Regions from separate parts of the Homo sapiens genome. Here region 1 is linked to region 2. The links are chromatin loops, found by intact Hi-C in ENCODE. Cell type or tissue: gastrocnemius medialis. All regions are shown on one strand. Each heading gives the region's core, and the rest is flanking DNA. Links, peaks and the distances in the headings are about the cores only.

Region 1 (16,234 bases), core at 3,670-11,669, 270 kb after region 2:
ATTCTTATTTTGAGAAGCCAGAGGAAAAAAATGATGTTGATTCCTGTAAATTTGTATGGGACTGCAGTTTTCCAAGCACACTCACATGCATTATTTTCACATCATACTCAGAATGGCTGTGTGAGGAGAATAGTAATATTCCCATTGCAGAGATGGAAGAATTGAGAGTCAGGGAGAAGAAAGGATTTGGCAGCCAGAAACAAGATTTGAACATCGAACTGAGTCCAGACCCAGTGCCTTTTCCATGGAAGAAGGCTCTGTTTTTATATGTAAATAAAACCTTCTATAGCGTTTGATAAGAAAGAGAAGGGCATTCTCAGGGGAGAGGGGATCAGGAGTAAAAAGGTCTTTGGGGAGAACTTAGGATGTATGATTTAGAGTCTGAGGTCCACACGGCCAGGTTACACTGATACACAATGGTGTCATCATCACATGCCAGCCTGGAAGCCATGCCACCTGGACTTGAACCCAGATTCTGCCTTTTAGCACTCATGCCTCGGTTTCCCCTTCTGTCAGTGGTGCTAATCATAGTACCTGTACCTCCTTCATAGAGAATGTTGTGAAGAGTTAACATAAGAAAAGTACTTAGAAGAGGGCCTGTTATTTAAGATAAATAAGCTTAATGAAGATGTGCTATTATTACTATCATTGTTACTACTACCTCTTCCACTAGAGGGTCCTGGGAATGAGGCTTGGTTGACAAGGAAGGCCTTAGAATCTCAGGTTACAAAGTTTGAACCCAAAGGAACAAAAGTAAGAGAAGGTCAATTTTAGTTGAAACAGGATAAAAGTGTTTAGGACAATGAAACCAGTAGGAGTGTGTAGGCCTCCCCAACACGTCTCTCCATCTGGATTACGGTCCCAGCTAAGGGCTTCCTCCATCATCACACTCACCCCAAGACACTGTAGTTGCCTGTCAATTACCTGCCTCCCCAGCTGGACCATGTCTGTGTTACGGGTGCATCTAGTGTCTAGCGCAGTGTCTGGCACTAAGTGCTCCACAGATGCTCTTCTGATGAATGAAGGAATAGATGAATGGAGTAGAATGATAGTTTAGAAAAGGAAGAGTCTATGGGGATACCAGCCCAGGGGCAGGCTCTGGGCTAGGATGAAGATAGAGGGAGTGAGAGAAAAGTAAGAAATGCAAGAGGCATTTGGAAGAAAGGACAAATAGGAATTTGTGAATGACAGACTATGGGAGTTAATGGGAAAGGAAGAGTCGTTGACTGCAAGCCTGGGCTCCTGGATGCTGGCAGTGGCCCTGTTAAAGATGAGAAGAAAGAAAGAAGTTGGTTTGAGGGAGGAGATTTGCCCTTGACTTTACCCTTGTTGAGCTTTATAGAAGTTACTGGTGGTAGCTCACGTCTGTAATCCCAGCACTTTGGGAGGCCGAGGTGGGTGGATCACTTGAGGTCAGGAGTTCAAGATCAGCCTGACCAACATGGTGAAATCCTGTCTTTACTGAAAATACAAAAATTAGCCATCTGTGGTGGTGGGCACCTACAATCCCAGCTACTTGGGAGGTTGAGACAGGAGAATCACTTGAACCCCGGAGGCAGAGGTTGCAGTGAGCTGAGATCACGCCATTGCACTCCAGCCTAGGCAACAGAGTGAGACTCTGTCTCAAAAAAAAAAAGTAGTGGGGGTAAATGGGGTAACACAGGGCAGCGTTGGGTGAGAGGTGTTGGCTGGAGATGGAGAGTTGAGGAGAACCGATTTGGTAACCTCAAGGAATACCTCTTTTTCTGGAAAAAGGGTAAGTACCAAGGTAGTAGTGGGCTGACCAGTCAGAACCTTGGAGGAGCCCTGGGGAAGACAGGCTGAAATAAAACACAAGCAAGAGGAGGGAATATTCACCAGGTGTCTTAAAAGAAGAAGGGCAGCTCTTAGCTCTTAGGACCACTTGCTCCCCTTTTCCTTTCTTCGTCAATCCACCCTTTGCCCAAGACTTGCCAATGGAAGAATTGAAACAGAAAGGAAGGCCATTTTATATCAGAAAGCCGATTTAGCTTAAAGTGAAGCATAAGAAGAAGAGCAAGCCATTTCGGGTTTTGTTGCTGTTGTTGTTGGTTTGTTCAGTTTCCTGGAACCATTTTATTATAATCATGGCTATCATGAACCCATAACTTCTCCTTTCTGAGTTTCTACAGGAAAGCTACCACTGCTGGGTTCTCAGGAGGACAAAAGCACAAGACCATTTCTGCACTTTTCTGCTTCCTGCTGGTAGGTGGGAAATCAGGGAACAGAAAACTAATGCTCATTCACACTATGGTACAATGGAAAGAAAATTGGCCTTGGAGTCGAATAATCTTAGGTATGCTCTGCAAGGAATGGGCTGACTCCGCACCTTTCTGGGCTGGTTCCCTCAAACACTGCTGATAATGATTCTGAACTCAGGAGATGGTTATGATGACTGGATAAAGGGGTTAAGTACCTTGCACAATGCAGATGCTCCAGGCACACCAGCTCCTGGTAATTCTTGCTGTTTCTCACAGGAACCTCACAGGCCTCTGCCATCTGCAAGCTTCAGACGAGCCACACAAGAGAGGCAAGCTAGGAGCTCATCCCCAAGGGAGCTTTCAGACTCATGGTTTCAAAGAATTTTCACTTTATTACACATTTGTTCAGGCTTCAGTCTGATTTGACTAAAATGTAAAGACAGGGCCGGGCACAGTGGCTCATGCCTGTAATCCCAACACTTTGGGAGGCCAAGGTGGGCAGATCACTTGAGTCCAGGAGTTCAAGACCAGCCTGGCCAACATGGCAAAACCCTGTCTCTACTGAAAGTACAAAAATTAACCAGGTGTAGTGGTGCATGCCTGTAATCCCAGCTACTCAGGAGGCTGAGGGAGGAGAATTGCTTGAACCTGGGAGGCGAGGTTGCAGTGAGCTGAGATTGTGCCACTGCACTCTGTTGCCTGAGCAACAGAGCGAGACTCTGTCCCAAAAAAATAAAATAAAATAACATGTAAAGACAACCTCACATATTTGGGGTGGCCAGGGCAGCCTGGCTTCCTAAGCTAATCACAATGTACGGGTTCAAGTTTAACCTCATCTCCAAACAAAATGTCTATTTCTTGCCAAAAGAAGGCTCAGAAAGACTAAACTGTCTACCTCATCAGTGGTGTACTCATTTGGAAGGGATCCAAGAGTGTTGGAGTCTGGGCCAGCCAAAAGCACCCCAGCCACTTTTGGAGAGAGCAGGCGGAAGTGAGGGCTCTGATTTTCATGTTAAATCCTCATTTGGCCTCGGAAATGTTAAAAATAAACTTTCACCTGCATCTGATTTTCCTCTTTGTTATTGCAGCCATTGTCTGTTTGAACAAAGAGGTAGCAAGAGCCTCTTTGAGCAGTTCATAGAGTTCAAGCCAGAGCCCAAATTGGAGGGACACAGATGTTAATGAACAAGAGGACCAGCAAGAGTGCCACTGGGAATTAAAAACTCCCCTAGGATTTTCAGGTCCCTGATGGCAGGCAGGGGAACTACAGACCCCATTTTTCTGTGCCAGCTGCCCCCACCTGGCTTTCAGAAGGACTTGGGAGCTGCATATGGATTTCCCCCTAAGCAACTTGATACTAAATTGAAATCTTGATGATTCAGCCCCCCATTACCCCAACTCTTCTCTCCTGTCTGCTTGTATTTTGGAGGCTCCATCAGATGTGGGTGGGATGGGGTTTCCAATAGGATAAGAAAGCACAAACTAGGCACTACAGAATGTGTTGTTGAATTTAGAGGCAGTGTGTCATTGTAGAAAGATCCTGGGTTTAACAGCTAGATAAATCTGGGTTCAACAGCTAGATAAATCTGGGTTCGAATTCATTACTTTTCAGCTGTGTGACCTTGGGCAAGTCACTCGACTCTCTGGGCCTCAGTTTACTTCTCCATAAAATGGGCATAAAAATACTGTACTGATTAAGGTGATGATAGCTGCTATAATAAACACACACCCTCAAAAATGTCAATTGCCTCTAATGTTATGGAAGTTTATTTTGTGTTCACATAAAATTGAAAACAGGTGCTCCTAATCTGTGAGCCGCTCTCCTCTAAGAGGGAATTTAGGTGGCTGGGCTCCACCAAAGTCATCAGCATGGACATCAGTCCAAAGGTGAGGGGAAGATGATGGAGGACTGTGGCAAGTGGAAGAGATTTATGCCAGGCCTAGAAGTGTCACACACCACTTCCACTCACATGCTAGTGTCTAGAACAGTCCTACAGCTGTAATTAATTTTTTAATTACAGTGTTTTTGTAATTGCAAAAAACGCTGAGAAATGAGGTCCAGCTGTGTACCAAAGAAGACAAGGAAACCAAGATTGGTAAACATCTAGCTAGTCTTTGCCACATACACCAACTTTTCAGGGAGATACTAAGCTTAAATAAAAGAGTGACTATGAGGCCAGGCGCAGTGGCTCATGCCTGTAATCCCAGCACTTTGGGAGGCTGACATGAGAGGATCCCTTGAGCCCAGGAGTTCGAGACCAGCCTGGGAAACATGGTAAAACCCTGCCACTGCTAAAAAATAATAAAAAAAATTAGCCGGGCATGGTGGTACATGCCTGTAGTCCCAGCTACTCGGGAGGCTGAGGCAAGAGGATCACTTGAGTCTGGGAGGTCAAGACTGCAGTGAGCTGTGATCATGCCACTGCACTCCATTGTGGATGACAAAAGAAGACCCTGTCTCCAAAATAAGTAAATAAATAAATAAAAATGATGACTATGAAACAGTACAGTTTTCAACAAATGTTGGTTACTTGCTTCTTTCTTTTCCCCATGGCCAAACATTTGCCAGAAGCAATGAGGGAATGCTTTATTTGTAATAACACAGATAGGAGTGAGGCCTGCTGACAAGCTCCTCAACCCCTTCACCCCACAGCCAACACCCACTACTTCTCTATAAAAGGGGCATAAAAATACTGTACTGATTAAGGTGATGATAGCTGCTATAATAACACCCAATAGTTCCCCACTGCCAAAGAGGAGGACCCTGGCATTCTGTGGGTGCTCCTTCCCCTCGTGATCAGGCCAGTCACTCACGATACCTACAGCTTCACCAAGTCCCAGCCCTTCCACAAAATCAGAGGGTTCAGGAATTAATCCTAAAGTCAGAAAACCACCATTTAGTAATAACTGACACAAGTTACATCTGGGGTTTTTTTGTTGTTTTTTTTGTTTGTATTTTTGTGACACAGTCTCGCTCTGTCGCCCAGGCTGGAGTACAGTAATGCGATCTCTGCTCACTGCAACCTCTGCCTCCCAGGTTCAAGCGATTCTCCTGCCTCAGCCTTCCAAGTAGCTGGAATTACAGGCATCCGCCACCACGCCTGGCTAATTTTTGTATTTTTAACAGAGACGGGGTTTCACCATGATGGCCAGGCTGGTTTGGAACTCCTGATCTCAAGTGATCCGCCCCCCTCGGCCTCCCAAAGTGCAGAGATTACAGGCGTGAGCCACTGCGCCCAGCCACAAGTTACATTTGACTGTCAATGTGTTTCTATTTAAATGTATTTGTATTGCCTTTAGGTGGGTCGCACGGTCTCCTGTCGGTACAGTCGCCACCACTCCCTTCTGTGCTACATCTGGCTTGTTTCCTTCATCTACCAGCCCGGCTCTTGGAAACCTTTGGGTTTGATCCCCCAAGACCTCCTGAGGGCTCTCTCGATTTCCACGCAGGGCTTCCACACTCAGCCCCGTGACCCCTGTCTTGCCCCCCGTTAGCCACGCAGATCCACGGCCTTGCCGGTAGCCTGAGGACACCGTGGCTCCGCATTCTCTTTCTGCACATGCGCGAATGTTGAGCCCGCCCTCCGCCAAGCACTGCCTTGTCCTCACCCCAGTGTTAGTTTCGTTATTCTCTTGTGTGTGCATCTGGGAGACAGGATTAACAAGCAATATCCTATGGAAAGTTGTGGTTTCACAGCATATGGGTAGATGGGTTTCACCAACTTTTAGAGTTGATCTTTATACAGTGTTGCACATTAGCATTTATACATTGTTTCTAAGGAGAATATGTCCAAATTCCAAACAACTGAATTCTGAATGAATCTGATGACCGAATCCTTTTATAACTTGAGAACTCTGCCCTTGTGTGGTCTTGATGGGACTTCAGAGCTGCAAGCGTCCCTTGGTTGGGAGGGAGGATCGAAGTTCTAGTGTGTGGTGAAAAGCTCATGGACTTTGGAAACATACAGACTTAGATTTAAATCCTGACTCCTAATAACTGTGACTTTGAGCACGTTACCTAAACTCTGTGAAGTATGTTTCTTTATCTATAAAATGAGAAGATAATCTTTCTTAGAGTGTCGATATAAGATTCAATGAAAGTGTATACCTTCATCTCTTAGAGTGGCTAGGACGTAGTAAACACTCATAAATAATTATTATATTTGTTATAAGGAAGACAGGACAATCGATAAATAATATTTGTTAAATTTTTAAAATAACTCTTGCTTATGTAAAAGTTCAACATAAAAGTAACAATTTTTTTTTTTTTTTTTGAGACTGAATCTTGTTCTATCGCCCAGGCTGGAGTGCAGTGGCGCAATCTCGGCTCACTGCAACCTATGCCATCCAGGCTCAAGCGATTCTCGTGCCTCAGCCTCCCTAGTAGCTGGGACTACAGGCACGCATTGCCACACCCGGCTAATTTTTGTATTTTTAGTAGAGATGGGGTTTCACCATGTTGGCAAGGCTGGTCTCGAGCTCCTGACCTCAAGTGATCCGCCCGCCTCAGCCTCCCAAAGTGCTGTGATTACAGGCATGAGCCACTGCACCCGGCCAAAACTAACAATTTTTATTATGGAAAACTAGGGGAAAGAAGAAACTTAAAATAAGGAAAATAGAAATCAACCAAAATTTTACTTCAATGAAAACATTTATTAACATTTTGGCATATTTTTCCTTCCAATGTTTTACTATGTATATGTAGTTTACACAATTGGGATTAGGCTAGATATAATGCTGGATATAATCCAATATTTTTCACTTAAAACATAATTTTTCTCAGTAAAAATTCGTCACAAATGCTAGTTCTAAAGAATTTACAGTTTAAAGGAATTTTTAAACTTCAATAATTTAATTATCCATTTCTTAAATGCTGAACATTTTGCTTACTTCTATATTTTTGCTCTCATGAAAAAATACTTTCATATAAAATCCTCAAAATTATATTTTTATCTATATTTGTGTTTATTTACTTAAGATGGTTTCTTAGGAGTTTTGCCAAGTAAAGGGTGTGTACATTTTTAATCCTCTTGCAACACTCAGCGGGGCAGCCCGTCAGAAATGCTATAGCAGCCAAGGTGCAGTGGCTCGCGTCTGTAGTCCCAGCACTTTGGGAGGACGAGGCAGGCGGATCATGAAGTCAGGAGTTCAAGACCAGCCTGGCCACCATGGTGAAACCCCGTCTCTACTAAAAATACAAAAATTAGCCAGACGTGGTGGCGGGGCGCCTGTAATCCCAGCTACTCAGGAAGCTGAGGCAGGAGAATCACTTGAACCGGGAGGCGGAGGTTGCAGTGAGCCGAGATCGCGCCACTGCACTCCAGCCTGGGTGACAGAGCAAGACTCTATCTCAAAAAAAAAAGAAAAGAAAGAGAGAGAAAGAGAAGAAAGAAAGAGAGAGAGAGAGAGAAGAAAGAAAGAAAGAAAAAAAAGAGAGAGAGGGAGGGAGGAAGGAAGGAAGGAAGGAAGGAAGGAAGGAAGGAAGGAAGGAAGGAAGGAAGGAAGGAGAAAGAAATGCTATAGCAACTTCTACTCGAGATGGTTTAAAATTCATGTTATTGCCTTCCTGCTCACTCCTATGAGGAGTCCAAGTCAGGACTACATTGCCAGAGTGTTCTGCTCTGTTACTTGGGAGAATGGACAGTGCCTGAGGGCCGTTCAATACGCACTTCCTAACAGTGCCCCAGTTTCCTTTTAGTGAATTGTCTCTGCCCCTTGTGTAGTCTTGATGGGATTTCAGAGTTGCAAAGGTCCCTTGGGTTGGGGAGAGGATGACAAGCAGTGTGGCCAGCGGAGAAGCCAGCAGCAGGAGCACCAGCATCCAGCAAGGCTCGGCCCCGGCTGCCAGGCGGAGAAAGGGCAGGCCCTGTGCTCTGCACTCCTGGAGCAGGGTCTGAGACCCCTCTATGCAGAAGGCTCACCCTTAGCCTGAGGGCCTTCCTCTGCATGGGGCGAGCCAGTGCTGGAGTCTTTGGATAATCCCTTGGTCCTCCCTTTCCTTCCCTTAATCTCAAATCCGGCACGGAGAAGGCACTTCACCCCAGAGAAGGTGACCAGCGCATGTCTGTCGAAATGGCCACGGAGGGTAACCGACAAGGCTTTAAGATGCGCCGTATAACTATCTCCTTTGGCTTTATTCCCCAAAAAAGCCCGGGGAAAAAATCACCTGGGATGAGGCTGGAGCGATCCTTTCTTATGCTGGACTCATACTGCCATCTAGTGGTGGGAGAAGGAAGCTGGGAAGGGACGGGACACCGGGCAGCGGGCGGTTAGAGCAAGATGAACCTGCAGTCCAGGAGGCCAAGGTCAGGCGACACTGGGAACCGCCCAGGGGGCACTTCAGAATTTTGGGAGGCATATGAAGGAGGCAAGGGGAGGAATTATGCTCAACAATAATTATAGCTGTTTTTTTGCCGGGCGCCGTGGCTCATGCCTGTAATTCCAACACTTTGGGAAGCCGAGGAGGGCAGATCACCTAAGGTCAGTAGTTCGAGACCAGCCTGACCAACATGGAGAAACCCTGTCTCCACCAAAAATACAAAATTAGCTGGGCGTGGCAGCGCGCGCCTGCAATCCCAGCTATTCGGGAGGCTGAGACAAGAGAGAATCGCTTGAACCCGGGAGGCGGAGGTTGCAGTGAGCCAAGATTGCACCATTGCACTCCAGCCTGGACAACAAGAGCCTCTGTCTCAAAAAAAAAAAAAAAAAAAAAAAAAAAAGAGAGAGAGAGAGAGAGAGAAGAGAGAATAATTACAGCTGTTTCTTGAGCACTTACTACCTGGCAAAGACTATACAAAGTGCCTCTCATGCTTTCAATCTTTCAGTCCCCCCAGCAGTCCCCAGTGAGGATGGGGAGACCAAGCCTAGAAATCAAGTAACTTGACCAAGTTCACACAACTTGTCAGTGGCAGAGGCAATCAAATCCAGGATTATCTGACTTTGTAGCTTGAATTTCTAGGGTCATTTCTGGAATCACGGAGAGAGATCTTCTGCATCCTTTCTATTCCATCGCCCACACCCCCAACCCTAATCTACTCCTGGACAACAAAGGGTGCTCTTGTTCACTGAGATGCACGGCCCTATTTCCACCTTCTGTGCCTCTCTTGGGTCCCCAAGTCTCTACCTGAACAACTGCAAAGGGAATCCTTTCCCTCCTTTGGCCTGGAGACTGTTGGGCAGGACTGGGAGAGGATAGTGGGTGGAATCTTTTGTCCACTGTCAACAAATATTAAAATGTCTCAGACTAGTTGGAAGTTATTTTCCCTTCTTTGTTATGTGAGATTGAGGTCCCTAAAGTGCACAGTCTCATTTCAGATCAGCCACTGCAAAGTTTGGTTCTAAATCCTGGAAGGACTTCTCATGCTTTCCAGGAACAATTGTTGGGACTGATCCATGACAGCCCTGGCCTGTCTCAGTCTTCTTTTTTTTCTTTTCTTTCTTCCTTTTTTTTTTTTAAGAGATGAGGAAGTCCGGGCATCGTGGCTCATGCCTGTAATCCCAACACTTTGGGAGGCTGAGGCAGGCAGATAGCTTGAGGCCAGAAGTTTGGGACCATCACTTGAGGCCAGAAGTTTGAGACCAGACAGCTAAGCCCTGTCTCTACAAAAATACAAAAAGAATTAGCCGGGCATGGTACTATGTGCCTGTAGTCCCAGCTACTCAGGAGGTGGAGGCAGGAGGATCACTTGAGCTCAGAAGTTTTAGGCTGCAGTGAGCCATGATTGCACTACTGCACTCCAGCCTGGGTGACAGTGTGAGACCCTGTCTCAAAAAAAAAAAAAAAGAGAGAGAGACAAGGAAGGTCTCACTCTGTCTAGAATGCAGTGGCATGATCACAGGTCACTGAAGCCTCAAATTTCTGAGCTCAAGAGATCCTCCTGCCTCAACTTCCCAAGTAGCTGGGACTACAGGCACACACTACTATGCCTGGTTAAGTTTTGTTATTTTTTTTAGAAACTGGGTCTTGCTATGTTGCCCAGTCTGGTCTCAAATTCCTGGCCTCAAGCAATCCTCCCACCTTGGCCTCCCAAAGCGCTGGGATTGCAGGTGTGAGTCACCATGCCCAGCCATCCCGGTCTTAAAGAACCAACCTGCCATCCCAGCAAACACACAAAAAGTCCAGGGACCCTTGGGCCTATAGTCACTCTCCACATGGGGGACCCTGAGGTTATTTAGGGAACAGCAGTCGTTCTTCCTGTCTGGCCCACCCAGATGAGTAATAAGTCATCTATTTTTAGTTTAGGGTTTTGTTTTTCTTTTTCTTTTCCCTTTTTAGAAATTTATCCAGGCCCATTTCCCAGGGCTGAGCACTTAAGTTGCACTAAATTTATTGCTGGGGACTTGGTACTTTGAAAAGGAGAGTGGTCCTCAAATGCACTTCAATTGTGATTTCCCCCCGAGATAAAAATTTGCTTGCAACAACTTCAACATCATTTATTCAATACTTATCCCTGGGAGTTCTAAAAGAAAAAAGGCTGGCTTTTGCCACCACCAAGTCTCTCTCTCCTGAGTGAGATTCCAGGCCAAGGGCTCTCACACAGGCACCACCATCTCTGTCCTTGCTCAGGGACTTCTATCATCACATGCTGGATAGTGGGGGAAGCCCCCTTCCCGGAAGTGGACAATCGCTCGCCCTTAAAAAGTATCAGTTGGTAGTTCTTTTGGGGGGATAAAAACCACACCCCCCAATTCACACAACCAATGCACCTGTTTATTTATTTACTTATTTAGAGACAGGTTCTTACTCTGTCACCCAGGCTGGAGTGCAGTGGCATGATCACGGCTCACTGCAGCCTCAACCTCCAGGCTCAGGTGATCCTGCAACCTCAGCCTCCAAGTAGCTGGGACCAAAGGAGCACAACACCATGGCCTGACTAATTTTTTTTTTTCCAGAGAGAGGGTCTCACCATGTTGCCTAGGCTAGTCTTAAACTCCTGGGCTCAGGCGATCCACCCACCTCAGCCTCCCCCAAAGTCCTGGGAGGACAGGTATGAGCCACTGTGCCTGGCCACTCTTTTCTTGTAATGATAGAATTAACTATTTACTCATTTAGTCAATCAACATTTATTGATCACTTATTATGTACCAGGCACTGGGATAAAGATGACTGTTAGTCACTCACAGTAAGGAAGAAAACTAGCAAATAAGACGATTACAATATGATGTAGAAAATGCTAAGCCAGAGATATAGAAAGGTCCTATTGGGTCCTTCTGTCACCTTGTCTTTCCACATCCCTACCCTTCACAGGCCTTCCCTCCAGCTTCCTGCCCCCGCTCCCCACTGCAGATCCCCTGGATTTTGCCTAGAGCTAAACGAGGAGATGGGCCCCCTGGCCCTGGCATGACTTGAACCCAACCACAGACTGGAAAGGAGCCTTTCGAGAGTGGATCACTTTGATAAGAAAACACATAGGAATGAAGAGAAGTCCACAAATGGCCACCCGTGCTGGTGCTCAAGAAAAGTTTGCAGAATGGATAAATGAAGGATCAAGGAATTAATAGATGAATAATTGAATGGTGGCTCAATAGATGACTTCATGAATGAGTCAGAAAATAAACTTCCAATCTTGAGGCAAAACTGAATTTTAGCATTTCCAATGCTTGTGCTTGTTCATTGAACACCATGTTCCCCAGAAAATTCTCTACAAAGATGTTCATTTTTTTAAGTTAAAAGTACTTAAAAGTTCACTGGGAATTTTGCAATGCAGTTGAGAAAACTGGAGCTGCCTAGGGGAATTTCAGCATTAGGGCTTGAAATTACTCACCCAGGAGAAATCCCAGTATAATCTGCCCTCCCATTAGTGGTAGGAGAGAAGCTCCAAGTTCCGAGGCTTCTCATTTTACCAAACAGGTGTACCACCCTTATCACTAACTAGCAAGTTAAATGTGAATCAAATTACCGTGTTCTATCACCAATGCAGTGCTTCCTACTGAAGAGGCGACCGCAGGAAATCCTTCGGTGTTGCAAACAATTGCATTCCAGCATGTTCTGTCAACATGAATGTTGTGCCGTAAAGAGGAAAAGGATCAGAGAGGAAAGAGGCTGTGTGGTGCAGAGGCCTATCTGAACAGCTGATTTTCTACATGCCCTTGAAGGCTCCCTGGTTCTCTGAGATAAACTGGCTGAAGCTTTTGACTTTGGGATTTAGTTGGTGGGTGAGATTGACATCTCGGTCTGGCTTCATTTCATAGAAACGACACATATTGGCTATTTCCTTTGCTGCAGGGAATCCCAGCTTCTCGAAAGCTTCCGGGGTAATCTTTTAAGAACAAATAAGAAGACAGAAAATGTTATAGCCCATACTTAAAATAGTTTGAAATGACATTATTCACCTTAATGATGACACAGGTCCATAATTCTTTTTTTTTTTTTTTTAAGACAGTGTCTCACTCTGTCACTCAGACTGGAGTGCAGTGGTGCGATCTCGGCTCACTGCAACCTCTGCCCTCCGAGTTCAAGTAATTCTCCTGCCTCAGCCTCCTGAGTAGCTGGGATTACAGGCACCCGCCACCACGCCCGACTAATTTTGTGTATTTTTGGTAGAGATGGGGTTTCGCCATGTTGGCCAGCCTGGTCTCAAACTCCTGACCTCAGGTGATCTGCCCGCCTCTGCCTCCCAAAGTGCTGGGGTTACAGGTGTGAGCCACAGCACCCAGCCAGGTCCACAATTCTTTAGCCTAACTCCAAAATCCAAGAGACTCTAAAGTTTTTTTTCCCCCATAAGCCATTTGGCAGCAAACTGACCTTTTTGAACTAAATTAGTGGCAAACCTGATCTAACTATGTGAAGCTATTTATGGTCTTTAATCATACCATTTAGTGGAAACATTCAAATATTTGCCTGCAGAGATATAGATGTGTTTGATTACAGGTTCCTGCTCCAGCCCGTGCTGGTGATGTTATATATGTAGACAATAACCTATCTAAAAGCCGAAAGATTCCTAAAGCTGAATTGTTTCTGGCCCCAAGCCTTTTGGGTAAGGTACTGTAGATCTGTACCAGCCTTCATGTGAATAGCACCTCACAGTGCTCTTGCCTATACTTCCTCTTCGTATTCCCCCACCAGCCCTCTGAAACCGTCCACCCACCTGGGCCTCCATGCGGCATCAAGATCCCCCCTCTCTGGCACCAGGCTCTCCTTCTCACCTGGCTGATGGCCCATCCATCCTCGCTCCCTTTCTTGGTTAGAGGTCTGTATTTTACCTCCAATTGCCCCAGCCTTTGCCAAGGCCAGGCCCAAGCAGAAATGGAGCCCATCCCACGCCAACTGAGCTGCCTTCTGTCACCTTCCATAAAATCCACTCCTTGAATCCTTTCTAACACTAACTAGATCCATAATTCCCCCTACTGAATTAGCTAAAAATCATTTCTATTGGATCCAGTATAATCTGTCTTTAGCCCTCAGAGATAAACTCTGACTTTGCAATTTTACTTGGCCTTTAAAAAAGGTGACAGACACAAACAACTTAGGCAAAACAATGATTGTCACATGCATTCATAATAATGAGAAAATTAAGAACAACCTACATGGCCAACAATACAGAAATGGTAGAATTAATTGTGGTACATCTACTCTCAGAACATAATGCAGTTTAATGTTTTTGGAGAAGTTTAACAAAATAGAAAAATTCTCATAACATTAACTGAAAAGGCCAGAAACAAAATGGTACATTTAGTGTTATTTTAACTGTGTTAAATATATGCATATGTATATATATGTGTGTATATATGTATACATTTAATACAATAATACAATTTAATAATTGTATTAAATATATACATATATACACATACTTATATATACATATACATATGTATATATTTAATACAATAAATATATATAAGTATATACAGTATATACATATATAGATACTTATATATACTGGAAAAAGACAAGACAATCTGTCAAATCTTAACAGTAGCTATCTCTGAGAGATTGAACTACGTGTGATTTGTATTTTCTTTTTCATAATTTTCCGAGTTTTCTTCAATAAGCAGTTGCTATTTTTGAAATCAGAAAAACGTTGAAAATTTGAAGTGAGTTTGGAAATAGAAGTCTATGTGAGAAGCATGGAAGATTCTTTCATGTCTGTCTCCTTGAGTCACTCTTTCATCCATAACTTTGATACCACATGTACTTCAGTAAAATAAGGGATTCTTTTACTGCAGATTTTTGAAGGAAAGAGGTCTGTTCTGTTATGTCTCACTTTCTGAGAAAACCATCTTCCTTTGGGGGTTAGACAGTTTCAACTAGACATTTCACACCCACTTGAGGAGGTAGGAGGAAGTCAGACCGTGAGGGCTGGAGCGCCACCTTGTGGCCAGATGCACCCTTCCCCGGAATTGTCAGACCATTCTACAGAAGTTCCAGCCTCTGATGCCCTACAGTCTGTGGTGCCAGAGGAGCTTCAGCTGCATTATAAAACAATTTGTATACCAAGAAGTGTCAGGGACCAAGTATATGACTAATAGATGCTTGGAAGGTTCTGAGCAATTCAGAACAATGTCTACTGCATCCTCTAAGAATCAATACACACACTCATCCCCTACACTCACGCTCTCTCTTTCTCTCCTTCCTTACAGAGTTCAAAACCACAAGACAAAATGAACATATGACCCAAATGCAAATGGCCTGGGAGAAGGGTCACTGAGAAGTGAATGTGTACTCAGGTGCAAGGAACCTTGCAGATCTTCTTGTGAGCCCATCTTTGAGTGGGTGGCTGCCTTCTTGGGTTCAGGAGTAACAATCTCTCCGAGAAATGTGTGTGTGGCTTCAATGAGATAACCAGATGTGGTTTTGTGGCTGGATTGACTCCCACACTGGTTTTCCAGAAAAAAAAAAATATCTCTTTGCCTCCTCACAACTTCAGTACCCGAGGCTGAATTGGGAATCTAGATATCCCCTCTAGAATCATTGGACCAAGAGCTGTTGATCCAAACAAGAACCAACTTTCTATCCCTAATTCTAGGAAATATTCTAGAACATATGTCAACAAACTATTTTTTTTTTTTTTGAGACGGAGTCTTGCCCTCTCGCCCAGGCTGGAGTGCAATGGCGCGATCTTGGCTCACTACAACCTCCACCTCCTGGGTTCAAATGATTTTCCTGCCTCAGCCTCCCCAGTAGCTGGGATTACAGGTGCCCACCACCATGCCCAGCTAATTTTTGTATTTTTAGTAGAGGCGGGGTTTCACCATGTTCGCCAGGCTGGTCTCAAACTCCTGACCTCGTGATCCACCCTCCTTGGCCTCCCAAAGTGCTGGGAAACAAACTTTTTTCTAAAGGCCTAGATATAAATATTGTAGGCTTTGTGGGCCATAAGTTCTCTGTTGGAACTACTCAACTCTATCATTGTACCCTGAAAACAACCTGTTTTCTTTTCCCTTCCTCTTGTCAATACCTGCTTGGGGAAATGGCTGGTGATGCCCAATATCACCAATTCTCACTCTTCTGTAAAAAGTCTGTCCTGGCCAGGCACAATTTCTTGGAGAAAATAACTTACCCCCAAGCCCAAGAAGGCAGCCCCCCACACAAGGAGGCCATTCCTGCATGATTTATAGCATGATCAGTTGCTGAGGGCTTACTAAATGCCAGACCCAGTGCCAAGCACCTGCTGTACAGATCTCATTTCATCCTCACAATGATCCCATGAAGGAGGTATAACAACTTTTTTTGGAACATATGAAGACACTGAGATGGAGAGAGGTTAAGTAAATTACCAAGGATAGAGGCAGAGCCAGAATTTGCCTCCTTCCCGTACTGCCTCTGGTTTGTCGTGTTTATTCCAGAATTAGCCAGGCCAGCCTTCTTGATGCCTCCTCTGTCTATACATGGTCATGTTCCCTCAAGGACCAACTCAAGCCCACGTCTTCCATGAAACCTTCTTCCACTGTTTTCTGGTCATCTATAGCACAGATAGTCTGAACAACACAATTAAGCACCTATAGTGTTATGTCTTATAATGATCATGGCGACTTGATGGGCATCAATATTTTTACTCCAACCTTGCTGCAAA
Region 2 (16,234 bases), core at 4,814-12,813:
GCAGCTTTCAGACATTCACATCCTTCCCAGGGCTTCCCTGACAACTCTTTGGGTTTGTGTTTTCTTTTCTTTCTTTTTTTACTGTTATTTTAGGTTAGAGAGTACATGGGAGGGTTTGTTACACAGGCAGACACGTCTTGCGGGAGTTTGTTGTGCAGATTATCTTATCACCTGGGTTTTTAGCCCAGTGCCCAGTTGTTAATCTTTTCTGCTCCTCTCTGTTGGGTTTGTGCTTTCAGTATGTGCTTGAAAGAGGTCAGCGCTGCACAGATCAGATTTTGAGAGAAATCTTCTCTGACTAAACTGTTGCCAATTGCTGACCACCCCGAGTACCCTGAAATGACCCAGCAAGGAAAGCACATTTGTTCTAAGCCTTTTGCAGGCAGAGCACAGCACAAGGAACCTCAGTCACCACCTATGCATGGCCAGGCTCCCAACCTCCCTCATCTCTGTCAATCTCCCTGCCACATCCAAACAGTATCTCCCTCTACTTCCTGAGTTTCCACTTGGATGTCTCAGCCTGATTTGGAAATGAAAGCAGCAAAATTAAGCTCCTTTACCCCCACCTGGCACGTTGTCGCCTGTGTTGAAGACTCCTCTTTCAAACAAGCGTCAAACACTTAATTTTGCCATCTTCCCATCTTAAAAATGTTGCAAGTCCCACCCATTCCTCACATCTCACTCTGGACTTGACCAGCTACTTCTTTGTCATTAAAAACCTGAGAAAAAGGCCAGCCACGGTGGCTCATGCCTGTAATCCCGGCACTTTGGGAGGCTGAGGCAGGCGGATCACCTGAGGTCAGGAGTTTTAGATCAGCCTGGCCACATGGTGAAACCCCATCTCTACTAAAAATACAAAAATTAGCCAGGCGTGGTAGTGGGCACCTGTAATCCCAGCTACTGGGGAGGCTGAGGCAGGAGAATTGCTTGAACCTGGGAGGTGGAGGTTGCAGTGAGCCAAGATCACACCACTGCACTCCAGCCTGGGTGACAGAGTGAGACTCTGTCTCAAAAATAAAAATAAAAAACCCTGAAAAATACCAACACATTGGAAAATCATTTAGCAATATTTACTGTATTGGAAATATACAAACTCCATAACTCAAAAATTCTCCTCCAGTGCATCTACCTGGAAAATACAAGCATTTATTCCACCAAAAGACATGCACAAGAATGCTCATAGCAGCTTTATTCATAACAGTTAAAAACTGGAAACAAGTTAAATGACCATTAACAGGAGAATAGATGAATAAATTGAGGCATATCGGCATCTGGCATTCATAGAATGGGAAACTACATTGCAATGGAAAAGAACAAACTATGCATAGAGTAAAAACATGGAGAATCTCAAAAACATAATGCTGAACCAAAGAAGCTAGACTCGAAAAGATATGCTCTATGAATCCATTATATGAAATTCAAAAGCCAGGCAAAACCCATGTGGTATCAGGAGTCACAACAGGGTTATGCTTGAAGAGGTAGTAGTTACGAGGCCATCCCCATATACAAAATTCATCAAGCTGTACAATTTAGATTTGAGCATTTTACTATATGTGAGAAAACCTTAATAAAATAAACATTAGAAAAACAAACAAAACCAAGAAAAATGACAATATCATATCATTAGATAGTGCTCAGCCGAAAAGCCAAGTCGACGGCCAGGCGCAGTGGCTTACACCTGTAATCCCAGCACTTTGGGAGGCTGAGGCCAGCGGATCACGAGGTCAAGGGATCGAGACCATCCTGGCCAACATGGTGAAACCCCATCTCTACTAAAAATACAAGAAAATTAGCAATTAGCTGGGCGTGGTGGCACGCACCTGTAGTCCCAGCTACTAAGGAGGCCGAGACAGGAGAATCACTTGAACCCAGGAGGCGGAGCTTGCAGTGAGCCGAGATCACACCACTGCACTCCAGCCTGGCAATAGAGCGAGACTCCGTCTCAAAAAAAAAAAAAAAAAAAAAAAAGAAAGGAAGAAAAGCCAAGTCGCCAAGTCTAAGAATTTTCTTCTCAGAGCTCAAGCTTCTAAATCAACCAAGTGGAATTCTGCCACTTTCAGTGCTCCCCACTATGTCCCTTGCCTCAAAGGTAAAGTCAGCCCGTGATGTCATCACTGGAGGCCTGAAGAATCCTAGAAAAAGTCATAGGGGTACATTTCTTTATTTAGGTCAGAAGCCCTATGTTGAAAACCTCGTCTCCATACTACACTAGCTTTCTGATCTCTTTCTTTATATCAGCCGTTTGTTTTTCATCTGATCTCTTTCTTTGTGTTAGGCTTCTTTTTCCAAAAGATGCTTGTCTTTCCTTTCTTGTCACAGGACAGGCCAGGTGAGAAGTCTGATGGCTGCGTGTCCGCCAAGGGCGAACTTGTCATGCAGGTACCTCATGAGCTCTAAATCCGATTGCACCTTCTAAGTTGTTCCAGGGCTGTGGCGGGCAAGACGGGGTTTGGGTTCTACAGAAAAGCATCTCAGCATTTGCCTTCTCATCTGACTAATTATACCACCCAGGAGGGCATTTATTTGTGGCCTCTGGTGTTACCTTTGACAGCCACACTGTCAGCAAGTGGTGAGAGGAAAGGTTGACTGATCCCATTGCTGGTCTTATTGGGCTTTATTACTATTTTAGGAAAAAGTTACATAAAACTTTAATATGCAGATGTCCTAAATAATAACAAAGATGTGGCCTAAAAATAGACAATGGGTTTTTCAAGATTGCCAAGCTGTCTCCAGAACATGATCTGCCAAAATGAAGCTAACCAGATCTAAAAGTTCTTCTTAATCCTTAAATGTATACTTAAGAACTCATTTTTTTTACTTGGGTTCAGCAATGAACATTTTTTGTGTCTTCCACAGAGTTCCAAGGAATGCAGGGAAGGCAGCCTGGTGAGGAACAAAGAGTACTAGAAAAGGAAATAGAAAACCGGGGCCTCCTGCTCTGCCTCTGAGCCTTAAGTTTCCTCCGCTCAAAGGAGACACAGTAATCCCTGCCCTGCCCACCTCCCAGAGGTGCTGTAAGATTAAATGAGAATATACAGATTCACGTGTTGTGAAAAGTAAAAGGCCGGGCGCAGTGGCTCACGCCTGTCATCGCAGCAGTTTGGGATGCTGAGGCGGGCAAATCGCCTAAGGTCAGAAGTTCGAGACCAGACTGGCCAACATGGTGAAACCCCATCTCTACTAAAAATACAAAAATTAGCCGGGCGTGGTGGGAGGTGCCTGTAATCCCAGCTACTCGGGAGGCTGAGGCAGGAGAATCGCTTGAACCTGGGAGGTGGAGGTTGCAGTGAGCCGAGATTCTGCCACTGCACTCCAGCCTGGGCAACAGAGGGAGATTATGTCTCAAAAGAAAAAAAAGAAAAAGAAAAGTGAAACATAAGGCCGAATGAGGGGAGAATCTTAATATGTGAGAAAGCTCTAGACACCTAGAAGGGCAGAAAGGTGGGAAACACACACAGGCGCATGCATATCCACACCCGATACATGTATGCCAGTTGTTTAGGGCAGGCAGCCATCGGGTTGTCTTGCATCTGTTCTGATGGGGCAGAGCCCCCACTGTAGGACTGGCTGTTAAATACGTTGAATATCATCTCCAGAGGTGAGGGTTTATTCCTCAGCCTCCAAGATGCTTCTGGGCATCACATAGTCACCCTGGGCAGGTGAGACAAATTTTTTAGATCATCGGAAATGCTACTATCCTTTTCAAACAACATGGCACTGTGTTTGCTGGACTTTTAGCTTGAGATCTGGAAAAGCAGGCATTAGATATTGAATATGGAGCAGAGCTGTGCGTCCACATTGGTGTATCCTTCCACTGAACCCACAAGTATTTGCTGAGCACCCACTCTTGTGTCTGGTGCTATAGGGTCCTTGGTAGTAGGGTTACACACACCCCACTCTGCTCCCAATGCATTTTAAATCCAGTTGATGTTTTGAGTCATTTATCTAAGAAAGTAAAAAAAAAAAAAAATACAAATGAACAACAAAAGAAACTCCAGAAGATAGTACATGGTGCGTTTGTTTGCTTGCTTGCTTGCTTGCTTGCTTGCTTGTTTTTTGAGATGGGGTTTCGCTCTTGTCTCCCAGGCTGGAGTGCAATGGTGCGATCTCAGCTCACTGCAACCTTTGCCTCCCGGGTTCAAGCGATTCTCCTGCCTCAGCCTCCCAAGTAGCTGGGATTACAGGCATGCGCCACTACACCCGGCTAATTTTTGTATTTTTAGTAGAGATGGGGTTTCACCATATTGGCCAGGCTGGTCTCGAACTCCTGACCTCAGGTGATCCGCCTGCCTCAGCCTCCCAAAGTGCTAGGATTACAGGCATGAGCCACCATGCCCAGCCAATAGTACATGTTTTAAGTGCAATCATTTTAGTTGCAATGATGAAGGGAAACTTCATAGAGATGTCTCTTGAATTGAGCCCTGAGGATAAGCAGGTTTTTGTTGGTGGTGGTGGTGGTGTTTTTTGTTTGTTTGTTTGTTTGTTTGTTTTTCTTTTCCGAGACGGAGTCTTGCTCTGTCGCCCAGGCTGGAGTGCGGTGGCGAGATCTCAGCTCACTGCAACCTCCACCTCCCAGGTTCAAGCGATTCTCCTGCCTCAGCCTCCCGAGTAGCTGGGATTACAGGCACCTCCCACCACGCCCGGCTAATTTTTGTATTTTTAGTAGAGACGGGGTTTCATCATGTTGGCCAGGCTGGTCTCGAACTTCTGACCTTGTGATGCTCCTGCCCCGGCCTCCCAAAGTGTTGGGATTATAGGCGTGAGTGATCATGCCCAGCCAAAAATTTTTTTAGTAGTCTGCAAAGAAGGAAGTGGGCATTTCGGGACATGGAATGGGAGAAGAAACAAGCACGAGCAGACCCATGGGTGGGAATGCAAGAGACACACTCTAGACTTACTAGAGGAGCAAGAGCAGGACTTGGCTGCACCTGCAGCTGAGGGTTAGCAGGAATTAGGAGATAACAGTAGAATAGGGCTAGACTGAAAAGGCCTTTGATGCCAGGTTAGGAAATTTACATTTTATCCACAAAATCCAAATCCTCCTTTAATAATGAGATGTCTTTACAAGTTTTTGGGCAAGAGTGGTATGGCTGACCTGGTGTCCTGGGAAGGAACTGTGTGGGGATGGTGTGCAGGACTTACCTAGGGTGGGAAAGGCACAAGCAGCATGGGGCTGTGGCAGCTACCAGAGGTAAAGGGACATTTCAGGGAAAGACTTGGCAGGACAAGACCTTCCTTGGATGGATGGATGAATAACAGAAACAGGGAACCAAGAGAAAGGCCGAGTTTCATAGGGAGAGAAGATGGGTCATGTATGAGGCATGTTGAGCTTGTACTGATGGTGAGACGTCCAGTCGACAGTACTACCCACTGGCCAGTGAGAAATGTGGGACCAGGGTTCAGGAGGAAACTGGGGCCGGAAATGAGCATTTGGAAGGCGCCAGGGTGGAAGCGGGTGGTTCACTCCACGAGTGCTATTTCACTTACGCGTATGATCAGACGGCCGTGCTTTCTAAGATCATATTCAGCTGTGTCTCCCACAAAATTTCATCTTGTGCTGTAGGTACAAGACCACGTCATCGTTGAATGATTTGAAGCTACAGCATCATTGTCCCATCGCTGATCCTGACCTCAAACCCTCATTTCCGTTAACACTACTTAAAGGCCATTCAAACTGGAGACACTTAGCTACTTAGCCCCTCCGAAAATTCAGCCAGTGGAAAAACACCTGACTGCCTGCCCTCCTGCTTCTCATCTGCCTCTCCGAAGCTGTCTTGGCTTCAACTCTCATCTCACGCCCCCTATTGGATGAAGCAGAGCTAATTTCTTTTTCTTTTACCTTTCAAGTATAAGATCATCCCCACCCCGGGTACCCACCCCCTGCTGGTCTTGGTGAACCCCAAGAGTGGAGGGAGACAAGGAGAAAGGTACGTTCTCTTCTGTTTCAAAGTGGAGCAACTAGGGCGACACGACTCAGGCCCTTCCTCCCCTTGGCAGGAACACAGCAGGCTGTGGAGACAGGCAGACTCAAATCCCAGCACTGCCACCTGCCACTTTATGACCTGGCCCAAGTGACTTAATGTCCCCGGGCCTCGGTTTCTCCCTCTGTAAAATGGAGATAATTATCATTCCTCCTCTCACAGGTGAGAACAGACACGGTGCTTAGCCCACAGCCTGCCACGTGAGCCATTATTAAGACCACTAGAGTTAGACCACGCTCTGAGATGCCTGTGCCTTTCTAGCCTCTCAGATCTCTTGATTTAAGAGATGATGGGCAGCCCGTTGATTAGGACCTGCTGGGCTACCGTCACCCGTGAGAAGCCAGTGCATCCACCTCATCAGTTTGCTGAAATGCCCAGTTCAGCGGAGGCTAGAAATTGCTGAACAGCACAGGTGGACAGGGAGAATGGTTAAAGCAGCTCTGCCTCCCAATTCCGGGATCATTAACAGATGGCACCGTGATCTGGAATCCAGGTTAAAAAATAATAATTAGTAGAGTTAAAGCAAGAACTATGAGGACCCCCACCCCTGTCCAAGGGGCAGGACACCCCTCCTGAACTGACCTGACAATTCCAAGCTGGAGCCAGGAAAGCAGGCCTGGGTGCAGTCACGGCCTCTCAGCGCCCTCCCTCCCCCACAGCCCAACACCACCTCCTGCGTTTCCTCCTGATCCCAGGACTGCAGGGGGCCTCTCCCTGGGGAGGAGGGGGTCCTGTGATGCTTTTGTACAGTCTGCAGAGGGCAGAATCACACTGCCTAGACCATACAGAACATTTGGGAGAAGGTCTCTGTGGAGGATAAAGCTTTAGAATGAAAGTTCTGTTCTCTGGGTTTCTCTGCCCTGTCCTCTTTGTAAGGGGCGATGCTTCTGGGCTTAGGAGCTGGAGTCTAGGTTGGTAGTTCAGCCTTGAACCGGGAGTGATAACACGGGTGATGCCAGGTGGAACCTGGACGCCAGGGTCAGCAGGCAGTGCCCTCCCCTCCGGGGTTTAAATGAACCCTCATCCCTGCCACCAGTGGGCTCCAGAGGTGTTTGCCCTAATGTGACTTCTCACGATGACATATTCCTTCTCTGTCTCTCTCTCTCCCTCCTTTTCTTTTTTTTTCCATAGAATTCTTCGGAAATTCCACTATCTGCTCAACCCCAAACAAGTTTTCAACCTGGACAATGGGGGGCCTACTCCAGGGTATGGAGATCACAATCTTTACCTCTTATTTCTCCCCCTCCCTTTTAAACTCCAATGAAGATGCCTCTTTTGTCACCTTTTTTTTCTTTCGTCTCTCAACTTGTTCCTTCCTGCCATTTTACTCCCTTTCTCTGCTTTTTCTCACGTCTGACTCTGACTCCTGGAGATACTCAGGATGCCCAGGAAGGCTAACTCTGTTTGAGAAGTGGCCTCCTGTAGCTTGTCCTAGAAAAAGTTATTTTATAAGAGGGGGAAAACTGCACACACCTTTCATTTGATTGACAGGAGGAACAGGCTGGTAAATTATTTTAACTTATTTGCAAGGCTCTGTTAGCTGGTGTCTTCATACTGAATCATCAGAGAAGAGAAAGTTTTCTTATCATTGTCAGTCAGCAGTTTGGAAATCTAGACAGTGACTCAGAGTTCTGCCTTGGTGTTCCGTTGTGGGGTCATTTTAGGATCAAGACAATTACTTGTTCAATGGAATCACTTTTGTTTTCTAAATCATTCGATTTTGAGGTTGTTTTGCTCCTCCTGCCACTTACTCATTGGCTATTCTCTTCTCGTTAGCATGGGGTTGTAAAGAGGCCTGGTGGGAGGCGTGGTCCCTGTGTCTGCGGCTAATGGTGAGCTGCAGGTCTCTGTGATGCGGCCCCTACAGCACCTGGGCTAGAAGGCCAGGAAAGCCTGGGCTTCCTCCCAGTCCGGGCCGGTGCTCGAGAGCCCTCTACTGGCCGGCCCCGGGCCCGGGGCTGTCTGCATACTCTGGGCTGGGCTTGCCCAGCACGCAGCCATTTGCCCAACCTCCAAACCAGGATTTCTGCTCCGGGTTCAGCTAGACCCCTCAGAGAGGTTGGAGTAAGGACTCTGAAAAGAGAATTTGACCCTGTCTTTGGTTGGCTGACACCAAAGCTATTGTTTATGGCAGCGGTAGTACAAGGCCCAGTTAAAAAGAGAAAGAAACATAAGTGCGGATTCAGTACACCTGCCATGATTTACCTGTAAAAGTAATTTCAGAACAGAGCCCACCTCTGTACACCACTGCAGTTGCCATCACAGTCACCGTGATTGCCATCACTGCTGAACAGTACAGCCTTGTGACGGAGCAGCCCCCCACAGACACCTTTACCAGCCCACTGTCAAAACTGGCAGACAGTCCTCCAGCTTCACCTCGTGTATTCTAAATTGTTTTCATCTGAGACGACGAGCCAGGTGGCTACTTCCCGGGCTGATACGCCCTGAGGGTCTCTCATGCGCATGTCACTCTCTAATCAGACAAGCTGCCTAGCTGGAGGGAGCGTCTGTTCAGAATTCACTTCCCGTCGGAGAGTCCCGTCGGAGAGCAGAGTTCTGCAAGAGAAGGAATGTTAATTTGCCTACACATGCATCAGTGATTCTGAAAGCTCCAGGGCTCTTCTCAGACCACCAGGCTGGGCAGATTGGAAATATTGACCTTAGGCTTCCCAAGTTCCACCCCCAAGGTGTCCGCAGGGCACATTCATTCTAAAGCAGAGGTTCTTAACTTTTTTGTGCCAGGAACCCCCTTGGCAGTCTGGTGAAGCATAGAAACCCCCTCTTGGAATATTTCTTAATGCATAAATTTAATAATAAAAGGTGACCAGGGAAACCATATCAAAAAACAGTTATTAAAACAGTAAAACAAATTAGTGATATGAGAATATATGAGCTTCACCAATACGTCAAATAGGAAGACCCAGAAGTGGGTCTAATAACTACCGTAAATTCCAAGCAGTGATGAGCATGGCAGTGGTATGAGGCATCTGTCACAACCATAATGAAACACTAACATGGCTGTGATTTTGACCGCTGACAAAGTCATGGGTATGGTTCCAACCTCTGTGGTCTGTTGCCTACATGCTGAATTGAAGGAAATACTACTAATTTCAGTTTGAGCTTAGGGAAAATAAGAATGTATTATTTTCTCCTCCAAGTTAATGGCCCTCTGAATCCAATCCATAGAACCCTTGGAGGTTGGTGGACCCCAGGTATAAGCACCCTGCTCTCCAGGGTTAAGGCTCCTGAGAAGAGAAGGGCATCACTCCACTCACTGTGGCCCACAGGAGAGTGAAGAGAAGATCCAGCAAATTCGGTGCATCTTGCTTACCAGGGCGGGTGTCAGGACAGAGCAGGCAGGAGAGCCCGAGAGGAGTGAAAACACTGGGGGCTATTTGTATTGACGCCAAAACTCTGGACTCCTCTGCGTAACTAGTACAGAATTTCTAGAAAACCATTTTCCATTTGTGTCGAATGTTGAGTCAGATTATCCTTGCACAAGGATGGCCCCCTTGGCCTTGGCTCCATATTCAAGGCACTGCATAGTAACTTCTGGTTTCAGAACATTGAGTGACCCTTTCAACCACAAAAGGAATCGAGGTCTTAACATACTCCTGGGGAACAGGGCAGACTCTGACTCAACATGTATCAATGTCAGCTGCAACCTAGTAACAAGCCCATTTTGGCCTTTCTTCTTCTTCCCAGGTTGAACTTTTTCCGTGATACTCCAGACTTCCGTGTTTTGGCCTGTGGTGGAGATGGGACAGTTGGCTGGATTTTGGATTGCATTGGTAAGCATGGGCTGAGAGGGCGTTTGCTGCTTATTTATAGTAAGCGTATTTACAATCAGCAGAAGGCAATAAAAAAGAAAGAGACATGGAGCCATGTCTGTTCATCCTTGTATCTTCCCCTGGACCAACACTTGACTAAATATTTGCTTTGGGTGGAAAAAAAAAAAAAAAAGAAATAAGACAATCGAATGATTCCCTCCAATACGGAGGTAACAGTTTAGTTTCAGGCCTTTCCTGTAAAGCAGATCTGTCATGGCTGGGGTTTGGGCAGTGGCAGGACAGGCCAGATTTGGGGGGTGGGAGGACAGGAGTGGAATTCTGGGCAGACCCTTTGGGGTTGGTAAAGGCCAGAGAACTAAGCATAGATCATAGCCTGGGACAAATCACCTTGAGATGAACACCCGGAGCCTGAGTCCAGAAAGTGCATCTAGAAAGTACAGATCAGTGCAAGCAAAGAAGGACCACACTGAGCTGTGTCCAGTAGAGTACATCTAGATAAAAAGGCCCAGGCCAGAAGGCTGGTAGCCTGAGTTCTACCCAGCTCTACCTGGATCTGTGGGTCCTCGGACACATCAGCCCCAGTAAGTGATGGAAACTGACTGAAATTCTGGGATGGAAGCAGAGTCAAGATCTAACCCTACAGAACCCAGACAAACACTGCAAAGTGTAATATAAGGACAAGAAAGCGGCCGGGGGAGCACTGGGGAGGACAGTCATCAAAGTCAGAGACTGGGCCCTGAGCGATGAGCCCTGGGCTTTCCATTCTTCATCCCAAAAATGCTGCCTGTGCTCCATGATGTGTCAAGCTCTCCCCAAGGCACTGGAGATACAGCAGGGAATGAACGGACAAAAATTCCACTTTCATGGAGCACACCATGTAGAGGAAAGAGACAGGCAATGAACAATTAAATAAGTGAGACATAGTATGTCAGGAAGTGTTTAAAGTACAGCAGGGAAGGGGCACAGGGAGCTCAAGGCTGCAATCTAACACCTGACAGAGAAGACAACATTGGCATGGAGATCTGGAGGAGGGGTGAGTCAAGTGGATACCTGAGGAAGGGCAGTCCAGGCAGAAGGAACAGCAAAGACGAAGGCCCTGCAGTGGGAGCAGGCCAGGCTGCTGGAGGCAGGCCAGCATGGTCAAAGCAGAGTGGATTCGAGAAAAGCTACAGCGGATGAAGCAGAGGTGACGAGGGGCCAGGTGACTAGGACATATAGGGCATTCTATGGAATATGGCTTTTATACTGGGAGGGTCCCATGACATTGGATGGTTTTGAGCAAAGGAGGAACATGACAGATTAAGAGAAGAGGGCAGAAGCGGGGAGATCAGTTCGGAGGCCACTGCAGCAGTCCAAGTGAGAGATGTCCAGGGCTTGGACCACAGGAGAAACAGAGTGGTGGTGAGAAGTGGCCAGCTTCTGGATATCTTTAGAAGGTGAAGGCAATACGATTTGCTGACAGACTGTATGTGGGAGATGAGAGGACGAGGGAAGTCAAGGACAAGCCAGGACTAGACCGTGACCAGGGCAGAGAAAGCCGTGCCTCCGGGGGCTGTAAGTAGACCACCTAGCTGGGCGAGAAGGCTGCAGGACCGTACACCTGCCGCCCGCCACTCCCCCGGGCGCTTTGGTTGCCATGGACACAGCCCTGCCAAGCAGCCACCCACGCTCTCCTGTCACCTTGGGCTCTGGAGTTGTTTGTGGGAGGAGGGAGGAGTCCTCCGGGAGCCAAGGAAGGAAAAGCTGATCTGCAGAGGGTGGATGGCTGCGGTACCGGACTACTCACACGGCTCCCTCTCCACCATGAGGGAGAAGTAGGCTTTGGCGGAGAGCTTTATGCAGTTCATCCGCAGAGGACACAGGTGATAGAAGCTGCTCAAAACAGAAAGAAGGAAGATCACAGAAGGAGGAAGAAACATTAGTTTTTTTCACAGGTTAGTGACCCAAAGAGAAAAAAGCAGAAGCAAAAGGGATAACTGCGTAAGATATTCATCCGTTCACTCTCATTTCAGCACTTGTTCAGTGCTCTGCAGCGCCCCCCCATGGTCCCCTCTCTGATCTGTTCTCTCCCTACACCCATAGCGATCTTTCCTGCATGTCACTGGGTGCATGGTGTGCATAAAGCACACCAGTGGCTTCCATTATTCTTGGGATAAAGACAAAACCCTTGAAGTAATCTACAGGGCCCTGGGTGGTCCAGCTGCTGCGCACCCTTCCAGCCTTATTTCTACCTCCATCCCTCTCCATCTGGACTCAGGTCCCGGCCCATCTCTCAGACCCCTGGGCGTTCCAGTCTCCCTTGCACCTCAGGGCCTTCACACAAGTTGGCCACCCTGTCTGCAGTGCTGCCCCAGCCTTCACTCAGTCAGCTTCCACTCCAGATCTCAGCTGACATGTGGCTTACTCAGGGGAGCCTCCCCTGACACACCCACCAGCCTCAGTCACCTTCTTATACGACAGTGCTCCTCTGTTTGTTTTCCAACGTGAATGTGAAATGATGCATTATCTCCATGGATTCCTCATTATTATCTGTCTGTCCCACTGGACAGTCGGTAAGCACCATGAGAACCCAAGCCACGGCTTTTTTGCCCACTCTCAGAGCCGGAGCACCTAACACTGCATCTGCATATAGCAGGCTTCAGTCGATATGTATGAAGATGCTGTGAGAATGAGACCCAGTCCCCCTCGGGGAGGTTACAATACATTCAGGGAACAAACAAGGAGATAATTACAAGAGAGTACAAAGAGATCATTTCTGGTGCTAAGGAAATATTCTGACGAGGCACCAGGTCCAGGCTGGGGCAACTAGGGAGGGTCTCCCAAAGGCAGCTTCTGAGCTGAGCCACAGAGAGCTTTGTGCTTTAAGGAAGTGAAAACACTTGAGAACGGTTGACATGTTGCGTGGGAGGCAGGATGTGCAGAAGGATGAGGCTAGGGAGAAAGGCAGAGCCTGCTTCCTGGGCCTACTGTGGTAGGCTATGGGGCCATGAGGAGCCACACAGCCCCATCCCAGAAGTGAAAGCAGTGAGCCAGTGCGAGGGACTGTGGTTCATGGACTTCCCTTCTTGGTGAAAGTGTGGGTGACACACTAGGAGGGTGGAACTGGAGGCGGAGAGAGCCGAGAGGAGGCTGTTGCAGCGATACCAGTGGGAAGGAATCATACCTGCACTCAGGCATCACCATGGGGATAGAGAGAAGAGATTGCTTGGAGATCTAGTAAGGAGACAACACATAGAATGTGATATGTGAATGGATGTGTGAGGGAAAAGGAAAAACCTAGGGCGGCATACAGCTTTCTAGCCTAAACACCATAACAACAGTTGACCTGCCGAGGTGGGGACACAGAAGAAGGGGCAGACACAGGAAACAAGAGCCTTCTAGGCAAAGGGAGCAGGCTGTGCAAAGGCAGGGAGGCAGTGCTCTGAACACATGTTCTGAGGACAACGAGAGGGGCCATTGCATTGTTTTGCTCTCTATCTCAAGCCTTCCAGTGGCCATCTCAGTCCTGGGTCTTGCCTGCGCTCAGCCATTTCTGATATAGGTCAGACAACCTGGAGGACCTATGAGCTCCCAGTTTGCCAGGACAACCCTAGCTTGAGCCTTCCCTGCTGATTCCTGCATCTCTCCTCACGCCGCAATCACATTGCTCACATCCAGGGGCACCATGCGTGCTGAGGTCTCATGGAAATACCCACCCACCCCCAAGACTGATGGATGCCTGTGCCCTCTTCAGCTCTCCCAGCCTAGACAATATGCCACGGTAGATCTGAGGCCAGATGAAAACATGTTCTATTGTGCTTTCTCTGATGGTTCTGTCTGATGTCCTTCACAACTGTCAGAAGAGGAATAATTAGGAATCTGTGTCATTGCAATTCTGAGAGGTGGTGGAAGTGACAAACTGGTTGTGGGGGCCAAATAACACCTGGAGGTTTTGTTCATTTAGCTAATGTTAGTTTTTAAACTTTTAAACTCGAGTGGTGAACAGTTGAAGGTGAGCATCTTCAGCTTGTCCAATGTCCCACTATTCCCTAGTGTCCTAGCCCCACCTGTTTTACTAATCTGTATACCTGCCTGGCCCCTGAAGAGAGGAGGGGAATGGACTTGGAGCCATAGAGATCTGGGTTTGAATCCTGGCTCTGGAATTACTTTCCCTGTCTGCCATTCAAGTATTGACCAGGCCTAGCTGCTGCAGTCAGATGAGATTGAGCGTGTTCAGGGTAGAATGGTTGTAGACTACTTTCCCTCTGTCAATCTCAGTTTCTTCAGCTACTTGAAGGAGGATAATCCCTTACAAAGTTAGGCTGAGGAATAAATGGAGTAAGTGCTGATTATCATTAAGGATTAAAAACATGCAACTTAATGTTTTGGGGTGTATGCTGCCACCCCAAAGGACAGATTTAGGATGAAATTTGAATAAACATATGCAAGTTGCAGGGATACAGATTTAGCTCAATATAAAATACAAATGGACAGATTTAACTCAATTAGTGGTGGTTAACACGCTGCAGATGGGATAGATGGCTTTAGGAAGTAGTGTGTTTCCCATCAGGGTGGTATTCAAACAAAGAATGCTATGGAGGGGTTCAAGCATCAGATCAGGGATAAAAAGACAACTCAAACATTCTACAGTCCCATGGCATATGGTTCTCTGTTCCTCTGTGTGTCTTGCAGATAAGGCCAACTTTGCAAAGCATCCACCAGTGGCTGTCCTGCCTCTTGGAACAGGAAATGACCTTGCCCGTTGTCTCCGCTGGGGAGGAGGTGAGTTTGCATGCTAATGGTGGTACCCTGGGAACAGGTGTTCCTGTTTACAGAGATGCTCTACAGAGCTAGGCTGAACTTACCCTTTTATGGATCACATTCCGCAGCATAATACTCAACTCTGCAGTCATGTCAAGTCCATGACCCTTTCTCTGCCCTCCATCCCATGCTGAATCTAGAATAGAAGCCCCTCTTCTGGGCTCTGGGAGCTTTTTCTCCCTCAGCCCCGAGTTTACTATCATCCTGAAACCATCAACTTAGAGCCTGCTTTCCCCAGTAGAAAGCAATCAACTGTAGGGTAAAGACAAAGTCTCATATGTCCCATCCCCAGAGTCCCATCCAAGAAGGTGCTCACTTAGATGTTTTCTGTGTGAAATTCCCTCTCCCACAAATGGCTGATCTTCTGAATTAGGACTAAAACTGAGGACCAAAATGCTACATCTCCAGTTACTTACCGTCACTAGAAGCATTCAGATCATCCTAAGCCCCATAGCCATGGGCCCTCATTTTGAAATTTCCCTAAGAGGAAACACAGAGTGGTAACCAGTGTATAAGACAAGGGGCAGAGAACTTTGCAAACTGCAGTAGCCCCCATGGCGTTGGACATGCGCCAGAAAATGGAGAAGTTCAGCTCAACACATGGAGCAGACAGATCAGGCTGCCGGCCAGAAAAGGGGTGGGGACTCCAGATGGCTGCTAATTCAGAGAATGAGTCAAGACCAGGCAGTGCAATGGTCAGTGTTCAATGATCAGCTATGCTTGGTGGGCAGTGTCAAAGCAAGCAGGACCTAGGCCTAGCGGCCATCTTAAAATTCTGCCTGCCACACTGTCCATCTCCCACATGACACAGCCCAGAAGGATCTGCTGTTCTCCCATGCAGAGACTCCCAGCCATCCAGCCCACCGCTTCTCCAGGGTTTGCTTCGCTTCAGCTACACAGGCCTGTGACCTTTAGCTAGCACCCACTCCCTCCCCTGCCCCCAGCCTCTGATTACTTTCAGTTATCCTGCCCTTCTCTGTGGCTCGGGGAACGTAAGTGTCTCTAGCCCACAGACACAGTGGGGAGTCCCATAGTCACAGATGCCCTGGGCTTACCTGCCCTGACAACTACCTGTGCATTAGCAAGAATACAGCCTTTCTGCTGTGGTGGCAAATGCAGTGCTGTCCTCCACAGGTTATGAAGGGGGCAGCTTGACAAAAATCCTGAAAGACATTGAGCAGAGCCCCTTGGTGATGCTGGACCGCTGGCATCTGGAAGTCATCCCCAGAGAGGAAGTGGAAAACGGGGACCAGGTCCCATACAGCATCATGAACAACTATTTCTCCATTGGTGTGGTGAGTTGGTCAAAGATCACCTTTCTGTATGGAAGGGAAACGCCCAGGAAGGGTTCCAGCCTTCTGTTGTCCCCTCTGGGTCCCTAGTGTCTACCTGTCTTACCTGCCCCCCCAGCCCTGAGTTGGGTCCAAGCATTCTGAAACTTGGCCTGAGTGTGGACACCCTGATTGCACCCCCGCTTTATTCCCCATCTCTTGCTTAGGGAGTAAATTCTCTCCTCTGTCATTTTAACTAACACAGGAAAAGACAGAAAAATTTTCAAAAGACATATTTTCTCCTTCTGCAATTTGTAGCAGTCGTAGAAAAGCAACACCAAGAAATAACCGGGGGACAAGGTTGGTAGGAAACTCTCACATGAGCTTCAGG

The links. Peaks named below come from ENCODE experiments on the same cell type or tissue, not always from the same donor. Only the 100,000 strongest peaks of a DNase experiment are listed, where the experiment ranks them.
Region 1: it touches region 2 in a loop (4-fold over the local background); 65 of 110 quality-filtered maps call a loop at or near these places.

The regions. Positions count from the first base shown.
Region 1 is chr3:185,975,902-185,992,135 of GRCh38, reverse strand. It overlaps the pseudogene NMRAL2P. Among named protein-coding and RNA genes, the nearest start is that of TRA2B, 46 kb to the right of the region's middle. RefSeq lists an enhancer at 8,071-8,592. In gastrocnemius medialis, for the core only: a CTCF peak has its summit at 8,440 (motif pointing left); a DNase peak (open chromatin) is centred at 8,445.
Region 2 is chr3:186,251,392-186,267,625 of GRCh38, reverse strand. DGKG (diacylglycerol kinase gamma) reads left to right here. Exons shown (of 25, transcript NM_001346.3): 14 at 2,320-2,379; 15 at 5,848-5,927; 16 at 7,113-7,187; 17 at 9,687-9,772; 18 at 14,444-14,533; 19 at 15,707-15,867. Among named protein-coding and RNA genes, the nearest start is that of DGKG, 100 kb to the left of the region's middle. RefSeq lists a silencer at 11,390-11,469 and enhancers at 12,050-12,099, 12,130-12,419, 12,520-12,579. In gastrocnemius medialis, for the core only: a CTCF peak has its summit at 7,921 (motif pointing left); DNase peaks (open chromatin) are centred at 7,895 and 12,785.